Regions from separate parts of the Homo sapiens genome. Here region 2 is linked to region 1. The links are chromatin contacts, found by Hi-C in ENCODE. All regions are on one chromosome and are shown on one strand. Each heading gives the region's core, a stretch centred on a gene start or an enhancer-like site at or near the end of the contact. The rest is flanking DNA. Distances are from core to core; before and after follow the strand shown. Region 1 holds the start of SH3RF3 (SH3 domain containing ring finger 3). Region 2 holds the start of CCDC138 (coiled-coil domain containing 138).

Region 1 (5,840 bases), core at 1,164-3,663:
TACCTCCTAACCTCCTGGTCAAACACAAAGTCCCCCAAGATAAACTGAGAGGACATCTGTAAACAGATGGTCATCAGAATGTCCCAGCGTTTTACTAGAAGCGGGGCTCCGAATATCACATAATTTATCAGAACAGAAGAAGGTAACCCACTTATTCTGCAAATAAAGATATTTAATTATAAATACCTTACATCAAAAACAGCAAGGCCAGGAAGGAAAAGTTTGAAAATTTCTAACGCAAGCATTTAGCTGGATTTAATCACAATTAAAACCAAAGAAAAAAATTCCCCTTCAGCAGTGCCCCCCAAGTGACCCCCAGTGACTATCCTTGACTGTCCCCATTCTTCCTGATCCATAGAAAAAAAAACCCATTGCAGCAAAGTATGGCATTTAACTCAAGCTCAACATCCAAGGGTTTAAGTTCCTAACCTTAACCTTAGAGATTTGCAGTACTGCCTAATCCAGGTGCTAGAATGTTCCCAGCATTTCAGGATTACACATAGTGGAAGGACTAGGCATCACCAACTCCTTAAATGGTCAAAAGTAGAGGAATAAAGTTGTGTTTCTAAAGCAAATGATTATTCCAATAGATAATGTATTTTTTTTAACATTTAAGTGCTTTTCTCCATTTAAAGAAATTAACAAAACCCGGGTCCTTTCTTTTCTCATTTAAACCAGCATCCCATGCCCTCTCTCCTGGTAACTGTTCACAAGGTGGCAAGGGTGTGTAATAAGAAGCTGTAAGAAGCTTTTAAAACCAAATCATTGAAGCCATCCAGAGAAGATCTTTCGTCTAAAACAGAAGCAGCGAAGGCCCTAAAATGCGGCTGTACCAAAAATAATAATAATAAATATAAATGACCCCCGTGGGAATGCAACCCTGCCTGGGAGCCCAGGAGAAGACCTTGGCTTCTGGTTAGACACTGCCAAGTCCAAAAGGGCTGGGTCAAAAGGCTCCTGGGGCCTCCAGATTAACTCCTTCCAGACTACTAGAAGCATTCCTCCAAACCCCAGTCCCACTCTGCCTTCTGCCCTCCCCTCCTTAGCCACACCGCAGGCAGGAGGCCCGCGGGCTTCCCAGAGCAGCCATCAGAGCCCTGTCAGAAACGTTAAGGGCTAACTTTTCTCTAGGCAGGCCCAGGGTGTGCAGAGGGAGTGTCTGGGGACCCAGAGGAAGAAGGTCCCCGTTTCTAGGGAGACGCAAGGGCGATGCTAAGTTTAAGAGGCAGGGTAACAAGTCCGGCCAAGGAATCGGGGGTGAGCGACGGGACAGGAAGGCGTGCCCACTCCACAGGAGGATGGGACACACGTGAACAAGCGGCGAGCTGCCCAGGGGCCGGATGCCGCCACCAAGCAAGCGAAGTTGGAGGAAGAGCAACAGCGGAGTGGGCCAACGCAGGACCACCCGTGGTCTCCTCCGCACCTCATCACTGCCCCCCACGCCCAAGCACCCACCCACACACTCCCACGTGCCGTGGCCACTTCCGCCGAGACAGATACTCACCTTTGCCGCCGGCGCGGTCCTGCTGGTCGCCAGCTCCCGCAGACTGCCGGCGGTGCTGCCCGCGGCCGCGGAGAGGAAAACCGGGGAACCCGGGGTGCTGCCTGCCGCGCCGCCCCCGCCGCCCGCGAGCGTGGGGGCCGCACTCTGGCCTGGGATGGGACGCGCGGGCGGGCTGCCGCCGGGGCTGGTGCCCGCGCGGGGCCGCTGACGGATGCCGTCCAGCAGTCGCACCAGCAAGATGTTGGCGGGCAGTTCGTCCACGCCGCAGCCCACCAGGATGCGGCACTCGGGGCAGCGCAGCTCGTGGCGCGAGCACACGATGCTCTCCAGGCAGCGGCGGCAGAAAGTGTGTTGGCATGGCAGCACCTTGGCCGTGGTGTCCAGGCGCTCCAGACACACGGAGCACTCCAGCAGGTCCAGCAGCGACGACTCGTCCATGTCCTCGCCCGCCCCCGCGGCGGTGGCCGCCGCCCGACGCCGCCGTCGCTCGCCTGGCCTGTCCTCGTCGCCCTCGCTCTGCGCAGCAGCGGCGGCCGCCTTGGATGCGCACAGCCAGGACGCTCCGAGCAGCATGGGGGAGGCGCCCGCAGCGGTCTCGCGCGGCTGCCTAGGTCCCGGGGCCGGCGTGGAGCCCGCCACCGGCAGCCAGCATCAGGACTGGGGAGCCGGGCTCCGCCGTGACTTTCTTCACCCCGGCTGGTGGCCCGATGCTAGGGCTGTGGCGGTGCGAAGTGGCTCACCGACCGGCCTGCGTGGCGGGGACCGGCCTGCGTGGCGGGGACCGGCCAGCCGAGCCCGCCCAGTCCTGAGCGCAGCGCCTGCGGCTGCGGGCTACACCTGTCCCGCCGCAAGTCCGCCCCGCGCGGGGGACCGGGGGTGCTGCCGGGCACGAAGCTCAACGGGTTCTGTGCTGCAAGCGGCGGCTCGCGCCTGGGAGACCAGCGGCAGGAAGTGCGGGCAGCGGCCGGCCAGGTCCCCGGGGAGGCCGGGGCGCGGCGTGCACGCTCCTCCGCGCAGCTGGCGAGCCGCACCGCCCCCGCGGCACCTCCATGCGCCCCTGGCCTGCTCGCTAGTCGCTGTCCTCCAGAGGATTCAGCAGGACCGTTCCTCTTCCTCGGCCGCGAGCACGTGCGCGGGGGTGCGCGCGGAGGTCACGGTCACTGCGGGGCTCAGGGAAGGAGGCGCCGTGCCTGCAGGACTTCCCTTCGCTTGGGCGCAAGCCGGCGATTAGCCTGGTCCCCTAGGACATCTCCAGGGCTCCGGGGAACCTCTCCTGCGCAGGCTTGGCCCTGCCTCCTCCAAGCGTCCGAGTCTTTTTCGGCTTTTCGTGAGCCTCAGAGAGGGACGTTTCCTGCCAACGCTGCTGCGAAGGAAAGTTTGGGCGGCGTTATCCCGACTGCCTTCCTCGCCAGCGCCGGCGAGCAGCTTGGGGACACAGCCGACGCCCGGGCATCCTCCCCGACGACCCCCCGGAGCGCTCCCAGTTCAGACTCCTTTCCGAGAAGCGCGCAGAAGTGACAGCCCCGGAGCTTCGTTCCGGTGTAGGTGTGGGGATGCGCCGCAAGGCAGGAGGGGAAGGCGCTCCAGTTGAAGGGGGCACCCCGGGGCCCGCGCCGACTCCTCCCGGCGCAGCCTTGGCTCGCCGGAGTCGCGGGTCGGAGGCTGGCGCCGCTGCCCGCCGACCAGCACCCTGGCGCCAGGCGCCCGGCTCCACGCCGCACCCTTGGCGACGCTGTGCGAGGGGCTCTAGCGCCCGCCGCGGCGCAGTCTCGTGAACCCCCGCTCCAATTTTTTCCTACGGAGGCGCAGAGGAGGGTGAATTCGCGCTCTCCTTCCCGACGCCCCGGCTTCTGGGAGCGTCAGAGCAACGGAAGTACGTACAGGAGGACCGAGAGCAGCAGGGAAGTTTGGCGGTGGGCTGGGGTCGGCGGCGAAGATTCCCTGCCGTGCGCTGCCCCCTCGTGGCCGCTTTGCGTTCCCGTCGGGAAGGGCTGGGTTCCAGTCCAGGGCCCAGCACAAACCAGGATTGGTTGGACGCTGCACAGCGAGTTCAGTCAGGGCTAACATCAGAAGAGTCGTGGGGGGCCTGCCTATCGGCCAGCCTGTCCTTGTGGTTTGTGAAGTTGTATGATCTTTCTGTTATTATTAAGGAAAAAAGTAGTATTTGTTGAGGCTAAAAGGCCAAGAGCGTGCTATATATTATTTAATCCTCTAAACAGCTCTGCCAGATAATTATTTTATTTATTTATATTTACTTCCATAGCTTTAGACAGGATCTCGTTCTGTCAGGCAGGCTAGAGCGCGGGGTGCTATCACGGCTCACTGCAGCCTCAAACTCTTGGGCTCAAGCCATCCTTTCACCTCAGCCTCCTGAATAGTTGAAACTACAGGTGCGCCACCACGCCTGGCTAAATTTTTAATTTAAATTTTTTGTAGCGACAGGGTCTCCTTATGTTGCCCAGGCTAGTCTCAAACTCCTGGGCTCAAGAGATCCTCCAACCTCATCTTCACAAAGTGCTGGGAGTACAGGCGCCAGCCACGGTGCCCAACCTGTGATAATTATTTTAAACTCATTTTACAAATGAGGAAAGTGATATTCATACTTGTAAAGCCATTGGGGCTGAATTTTCATTTTTGTATCCACAGAACTAACACATAAAGTTTACATGCCATTAGAATGTAAGCTCTCTGTAAGCTACAGATCTTTTCTACTGTAATATCCTTAGTGCCTAGGGCAGTGACTAGCATATAGTAGGTGTTCAATAAATATTTGTAGAATTAATGAAAGGATACGTCTCTCTTTCTCTCTCTCCCTCTCTCTCTCTCTCTCTCTCATCACCTACTGGTGATTTGAAGGCAGATCTTAGTATCTCAATTACACATATCCTGTGCTTATATCAGGATGCTAGTCCCTGGAAACTTTGCTTCTGATAGCAGCAGGTGGCTTTCTTAACCTGGATGTCTCTCAGCAATGTGGATTTCCATCTGTATGATTTACATCAGCGCCAACAACAGGGTGAGATGGAAAGCATCCCAGAGCTGCCTGGCTTCCCTTGAGGGCCGAAGGAAGGGCACACACCTCGCAGTGCATGGAAACATGTTCACATGAGCCACCTTTCACTCTTACCCTTGCTCAGGAACAAGGGGAATTTTTTAGAGCACCCAGGATGCTTGATCCAAGAGCAGATGGTAGACAAGGGGGAGCATAAAGAGGGGACCCATCAGGCACTGGAAGGGCTCACAGAGAGCAAGGACGGCCTGTGACGACATGCCCTGGTGCTTTTGGTTGCAAGCAACAGAAACCAACTCTAGGTAAATTTTAAAGGGAGCAGAATATACACTAATAATACGAGGCATCTCATAGGATCCCAGGCTAAGAGCTGAGCCAGATTAGCACAGATAGAGCCTGCAGTGTGTGTTGCTGTCCCTGTCTCTAGTTGATGACTCAACCCTTCACTTTCTTGCACCAGCTGCCTCTGCTTCCCAACCCACATGACAGAAAATGCGGTCAAATCTTCATGAGCCTTTCTTCCAACAACATCAGCCACTCCTGGAAGTTCTAAAACTCTATCACTAGTATGGACCAGTGGTCACTCTTTGGACCCGTGTGCCTTGGCCACAGGAGCAGGATCATCTGGAACCTGGCAGCACTCTCTGTAGTCACACAGGAGAAGTGAGAATTTCCAGAAGAATTGCCGTGCTGGGCAGTCAGAACCACAGATGCCCGTGCCAGAAGCTCACCGCCACATCTCTGCCCTCAGTACATCTTTATCTTGCACGACCCAAGACAGACAAGAGCAAGAGAGAGCCACTTAAGCCCACCTTTCCCAGCTTTCTTCTCTCTCCACTTTACCCCTTTTGCCCCTGCCATAACCAGCACCCACAGGACACACAGACTATGCACCCAGATGTCCACAGTGACTGGGCAGGGCATGAAATTAACGAAGCAGGGTGAACCCCAGGCAACAGGGCCTGGTGGGGACTGCAGTGAGCTTTGTCTGCACCCTTCAGAGGAAGTAGCTGCTGCCCAGCTCCAGCCCTGGGGGAATGACGACCAAATGTTGCTAGACCTTCATACCTTTCAAGAGAAGTTGGAAGTGCTGCTTTTTACATGACATCTCCTGATGTTCAACAGTTGGCAACCGATTTAGTTCTCAAAAACCACCATATTAGCCAAACAAAATAAATGTGTGGTCAAATTGGCCTACAGACCGCCAGTTTACAATTTCTGGTTGAAGTAGCCAAGTACACTGTGCTACAGCGTGAGGGAATTTGAGGGTGTGAACTAAATAGTTGAAGTATTACAAATACAGTCTTATGTTACTCGGTTAAATTT
Region 2 (5,840 bases), core at 1,661-4,160, 340 kb after region 1:
ACAATACCAGACACACCAGAGATAGTAAAATGCTGCTGCCTAACAAAACCTGTATGGCAGTTTTTTTTGTAGTTCGTTTTTTCTTTCTTCAGGACAGTTTTGCTCATCACCCAGGCTGGAGTGCAATGGCACAATCTTAGCTCACTGCAACCTCCACCTCCCGGGTTCAAGTGATTCTCCTGCCTCTGCCTCTCAAGTCGCTGAGATTCCAGACGCACACCACCAAGCCTGGCTAATTTTTCTATTTTTTAGTAGAAACGGGATTTCACCATGTTGGCCAGGATGGTCTCAAACTCCTGACCTCAGGTGATCCACCCGCCTCGGCCTCCCAAAGTGCTGGGATTACAGGCGTGAGCCACCGCACCTGGCCCATAGTTCCTTTTCTAAAAAAAAATTTTTAAAGAAAGGGAGCAGAGTCTTCATTTGGGTCCTGAATGAATAACCATAAAAATATATTTTTTCATCTTTTACATTATATAAATAACTTTCCATTATGCCACTAAATATAATGCTAGGTCTATGCTTTTATTACAGAGATTCTCAGTAAAAATTAATAAGTGACTCGCTTCAACTATTTAGCAGGCTCCAGACTGCCTTATACTTGTCCTCATACTTGTCCTCAGGAAAGAGCAAAAATATAACCTGCCCTTTTCTCTTTCTCAGTTTTTTGAGATACTGAGGGGGTAGCAACAGTAAAGTTTCAGGGTACTTTACCAATTCACATTTACGTGCTTGAATAAGCTGCCCAATGGTGTTCTACAATGCTTGCTTTCATCAGAATATTTTAACGATGAACCAACTTTATCTCCAGAGTAGATATCCAAATCACCTGTCAACGACAAAGAAACCATGAAAGATTACCACAACAATATATCACAAAATATCTGGCACTGGCCATAAGTCTAAATAATACTATTTTTAAAATCTTCTCTCTCAAATTTTTTTTTCTTTTTTTTTCTTTGAGACGGAGTCTCGCTCTGTCACCCAGGCTGGAGTGCAGTGGCGCAATCTCGGCTCACTGCAAGCTCCGTCTCCCGGGTTCACCCCATTCTCCTGCCTCAGCCTCCTGAGTAGCCGGGACTACAGGAGCCCGCCACCACACCCGGCTAATTTTTTGTATTTTTTTTAGTAGAGACGGGGTTTCACCGTGTTAGCTAGGATGGTCTCCATCTCCTGACCTCGTGATCCGCCCGCCTCGCCTCCCAAAGTGCTGGGATTACAGGCGTGAGCCACCGCGCGCAGCCTATTTTTTTCTTTTTTGAGACTGAGTTTCGCTCTTGTTGCCCAGGCTGGAGTGTAGTGGCGCCATCTCGGCTCACTGCAACCTCTGCCTCCCGGGTTCAACCGATTCTCCTGCCTCAGCCTTCCCAGCAGTTGGGATTACAGGCGCCCGCCACCATGCTCGGCTAATTTTTTGTATCTTTAGTAGAGACGGGATTTCACTATGTTGGCCTGAGTGGTCTCGAACTCCTGACCTCAGGTGATTCGCCTGCCTCGGCCTCCCAAAGTGCTGGGATTACAGGCGTGAGCCACCGCGCCCAGCCTCAAATTAAATTTTTGAAACCCCCAAATATACAAAATACCGGCTTACCTGGGGAGGTTAGAGTTCTTCTCTTATACTTAGACTGATAAAAATTTGAAAAATCATACTAAAAAAAAAAAGAAAAGATTTAATTTGTATACTAAAAATCAATTTACTGTCTCAAAATATTTCCCCACAAATTATGTATTAATTACAAAGGTTAGAGTGGAGAAATCTTGTAGACACCATCTTAACCAAGTGATCAAAACTAATATCATCAATAATGTGACAAACCAACGTCATGTTCCTCCCCACAGCAGGCCACACATCACTCATCTCATGCTCCTGCCAAAAATGCATAATCAATCTAACGAAGAAGCATCTATAAGATAAACCCAAACGGAGAAACAATCCAATAAATAATTCTTACACTTCTCAAAAAAAAAACAACCTTACAGAAAACAAAGGCTGTGAACCTGTTCCAGATTAAAGGCAACAAAAAGGACAATCAAATACAATCAATGCTCGTTCTTGGGTCGGATCTGCACTAGGAAAAAATTTTCCTATAAAAGGTTTTATCGAGATAATTGCTGAAATTTCTTATGAACTCTAGATTACCAAATATTATACCAATTCTAAATTTCCTGAAAATATTACTGTGGTTATTAAAAGACAACGTCCTTATGCTTAGGAAAAATGCACAAGTTATTTCTATTCAGAGGTAAAGGGGCATGATGCCTGCAAATCACCCTCAAATAGTTCAAAGGGAAAAAATGCGTTTGTAGGGAGGGAAGGGGAGAGAACGAATGGTAAAGCCAATGTGGCAAAATATTAATTTGTGAATGCAAGTGAGGGTACAAGGGAATTCTTGGTAATACTGCAGCAACTTTTGAGTAAGTCCGAAATTATTTCGAAATAAGCCGCTTTTAAAAAGCAATTCAATTGTTTTCACAACTCCACTCACATCACTGCAAAAAAAAGCTGAATAGCACTTTCTCCAACACCACACCATGCCCAGTATACCAGGAACACAGAGGCATAGGTGAAGCGGCACCCCCGCACCCCCGCAGCGCAACGCCCGCCCCTCCCGCCTGCTTCCACGAGGCCCAAGCCGCAGCCACGGCGGGAGTGCCGGGGCCGGGACCAGAGCCGCTGCGCGCCCCCAGGCCGGCTGCGCGGGGCACGGAGCGGGCCGCCCCCCAGCAGCAGGAGCCCACCCGCGGACCTCAGGCGGCGGCTTCACCTCGTCGGGGCAGCTGCCCCCGAGTCCGTAGCGGCTTTTGAGACTCTCCACTACTAAATCCTGCCCCGGTGGCTTGACGACCCTCGGCTCCATAGCACACAGCAACCGTACCAGTCTCCCCGGGAACCGCGTTCATCAAACCCGCGGCGCTACGCGGCCGCAGTGCGTCACGACGTGCCAGACCCCGCCCCCCCGAGGCACGCACGGCGGCAGGGAAAGGGCGGGGCGGGGCGACCCGGAGACTGCAGCCCGGCTTGTCAGCGCGTCCTCCAAGTTTCTCGTGCTAGCACTACACACCTCGTAACTGAGTAGTATTGCATCTCCCCGCGATAGTCCTGCCCCGGCTGCCTGGGTGCCACGGGTTGAGGGGCACCGAGGCCCCGCACCTGCCTGCAGCGCTCCGCTCCAGCTCCATTTAACCTGTTAAGTTTGGTGTGCGTTGCGCTCACCACATAGACCGGTCGTTCCATCAGAAGTGACCTTTGCTAACTGCCATATAAAAGAAAAACCAAGAGTATATCTGAGCCGGGAGTGGTGGCGCGCGTGTAGTCCCGGCTGCTAAGGAGGCTGAGGCGGGAGCATTGCTTTGAGCCTGAGAGTTACATCTATCTTGGGTAACATAGCAAGACTCCCATCTCTTAAAGTTAAAAAAAAAAAAAAAAAGGGAAAGCTGAGCATAGACATTGCAGATTACCTCACTTTCCCTGTGTTCCATATGGGGTATAACAGGGTATTAAAAAGAATAGTTAGAATGTAAGCACCCTGGAAAAAAAACTTTTTTTTTTTGAAAAGAAAAAAGCTTTTGCCAATACCTACAACAGTGCTAACCATAGTACATAGTATACATCAACCTGAAAACCTATGTTAAACAAAACTGACTGAGGGGAACTGTACAACCACTTCATTTTTCTCATTCATAAAATTACAGTGGTGTAATCTTTTACTTTCTAAATTGTGACTGTCAGCTGCATCTCTGGACTAACAACTCCTAAATTCTCTGGATTAAAGTTCCCAAATGCCCAAGTTTTATAAAATCTGTACTTCAGCAGTTATTATCTGAAAATTACTTAGGCCATACTTTTTGCCATAAAGTACCACTTAAGATGTACAAATAATGAATTTTATTCTATCTTTAAGCAGATTTTAATGAGACAACATAAAATCCAGTTTAAAAGGAAAGATACATATTATCGTGGGTTTAGACCACATCAGTGATTAAATAACAAAGAGAAATCAAAGTCCTTTCCTGAAATGTGACACAAAGACTTTCTCATAAATGCCACAAGCCACTTTTAAGCATCTTTGGAATACTAATACGGGAAAAGTCAGTTTACATGTCATTTTGTCAAATTTTTGGTCAAAGTTTTTAAAGCTTTTTAATTTGTAACTTTAGTGCTTTAGGAAAGCATACAAATCTGTAAAAAGTCTCTTAAAAAGCACTTGCATTAACTTAAGAATTTATTCTAAAATCATGACGAAGGCATCAACTGTCTCAGCTGAAAAGTTACAACACACTTTACATCAGTTTATATTACATAGATTTCCAAATAAGCCAATTTGAAATATTTAGTGTAAACATATGTAATCCATGGTTCAAGACTGAACTGATACATTTGGAGTAGGTTTATTTCAAGTATCTGGCTTTGTGGCCGAGTGGAATGGTGATGGTATACCATCACTCATTACTCGCACAACATCCCTCCCCTCTTTTGACTGGTGGTTGAACAGTTACTTGCTTTAGGATACCCAATTTCCAAATCCCCATGTAACAGGGAATAAACCTGTCTTTCCTCACTAAATAAAATGAGGTAATTTCACCCGAAAGAACACAGATGGGTGGAAGACAGTCAATATTCATAATTGCAATATACAAAATTTTGTGTTCTACCTGGATTCTTTGTAGTTCCATATTGAGTAGGCCAATAAGAACATCCTCTTTTCTTTAGCAATTTGCCTAACATTTGATACAAGCCATTTCCAAATACGTTTTTGGTGTGTATCAAACTTGAGAAACTAGGAGCTCTGGAAATTATGCAGCAGTTTGAATTTACTGCCTTTAAATTGTCTTCCTTACTTTAGAATGAACCCGAAGCGTAAGTAATGAATTTTTTGGATGTCAGTGGCTCTTAGGAATTGTCATTTTATTTCTGCTACAAAATTTACCAGAAAAAGGTACTGCAACAATCTTGTATAAAGCAAATCTTTAACGAAAGAACATGGTATAGACTTTCTAAAAATATTCATACTTTATCACAATAACTACAAGGAAAAATTCAATTTCTATCATCAGAACCAAGCTGCAGTTTCTGAGGTAGTAGAGACAGATGACAGAAAAGTTTGAAACAAAACCCCTAAAGGAAATAGTCAACTTGTTTAAAATGTAAAAATTAATCGAATATCTATGAAAGGGCACAGGAAGCTAGATATTTTAAGGAAGGAAGGTACGCTACTTACAAAGTTAACTTGTAACCACACAGGAGGTGTAAAGATTCTAGAGAAGAGCACTTTGGTTAACTCTATACGTTCTGTGGCTCTACCCATTCATAAACGAGTCTCTATGCATAAATGAGTACACCAATAGTTAAGATTACCAAATATATTTCAAACCTAAAATTAAATTATCCAAGTTGTGGTCCCTTTATTCAAATGGTAAGTATATCCATGCAGGAAGTCCAAATATCTTAAAAGGAATTAAAATTAAATTGCATATATCATATTCCTTCAATAGTTTGAGGTCTATTGCTTTTAACAAGATTAGTATTATTCCATTTTAATACGTCAGGAGTACATAAACACAAGTACACCTGAAATACACCAGTGTTTAAACTTTTATTTCACACCATGCAAGGTCAATTATAACACATTAAAAAGTGACAACAGCTATAAGCTGCAATTTTACATTTGTAAATCGGAAACGTCCATTTTCAAAAGCTGAACATAACTATCAAATTGTAATAGCTAAGCTTCAATCCAACTGCTTATACAGATGAAATTTTCTATGAACAACAATGATTTTATATCTGTCCACATTCTGTGATAGTTATTCTTCGACAAACAGACCCTTTGGGAGAACCA

What was found. A loop is a pair of places that touch in the nucleus more often than their neighbours do. Pooled maps may share reads with other maps.
Region 2: a map of CD4-positive, alpha-beta T cell shows a loop between it and region 1 (2.3-fold over the local background). The contact joins the promoter of CCDC138 here to the promoter of SH3RF3 in region 1. A Hi-C loop is called at or near these places in 2 of 168 maps with a recorded cell type or tissue (CD4-positive, alpha-beta T cell and naive thymus-derived CD4-positive, alpha-beta T cell) and 7 of 50 pooled maps.

The regions. Positions count from the first base shown.
Region 1 is chr2:109,125,778-109,131,617 of GRCh38, reverse strand. It overlaps SH3RF3 (SH3 domain containing ring finger 3), which reads right to left and starts at 2,413. Exons shown (of 10, transcript NM_001099289.3): 1 at 1,505-2,413. The coding sequence starts at 2,077. It overlaps SH3RF3-AS1 (SH3RF3 antisense RNA 1), which reads left to right and starts at 1,499. Exons shown (of 1, transcript NR_029193.1): 1 at 1,499-4,291. It also overlaps a transcript of RANBP2 not described here. RefSeq lists silencers at 2,398-2,597, 2,628-2,677, 2,688-2,757, 3,138-3,197.
Region 2 is chr2:108,783,841-108,789,680 of GRCh38, reverse strand. It overlaps CCDC138 (coiled-coil domain containing 138), which reads right to left and starts at 2,910. Exons shown (of 15, transcript NM_144978.3): 1 at 2,766-2,910; 2 at 1,592-1,649; 3 at 715-829. The coding sequence starts at 2,858. RANBP2 (RAN binding protein 2) reads right to left here. Exons shown (of 29, transcript NM_006267.5): 29 at 3,872-5,840. The coding sequence ends at 5,780. RefSeq lists a silencer at 2,512-3,101.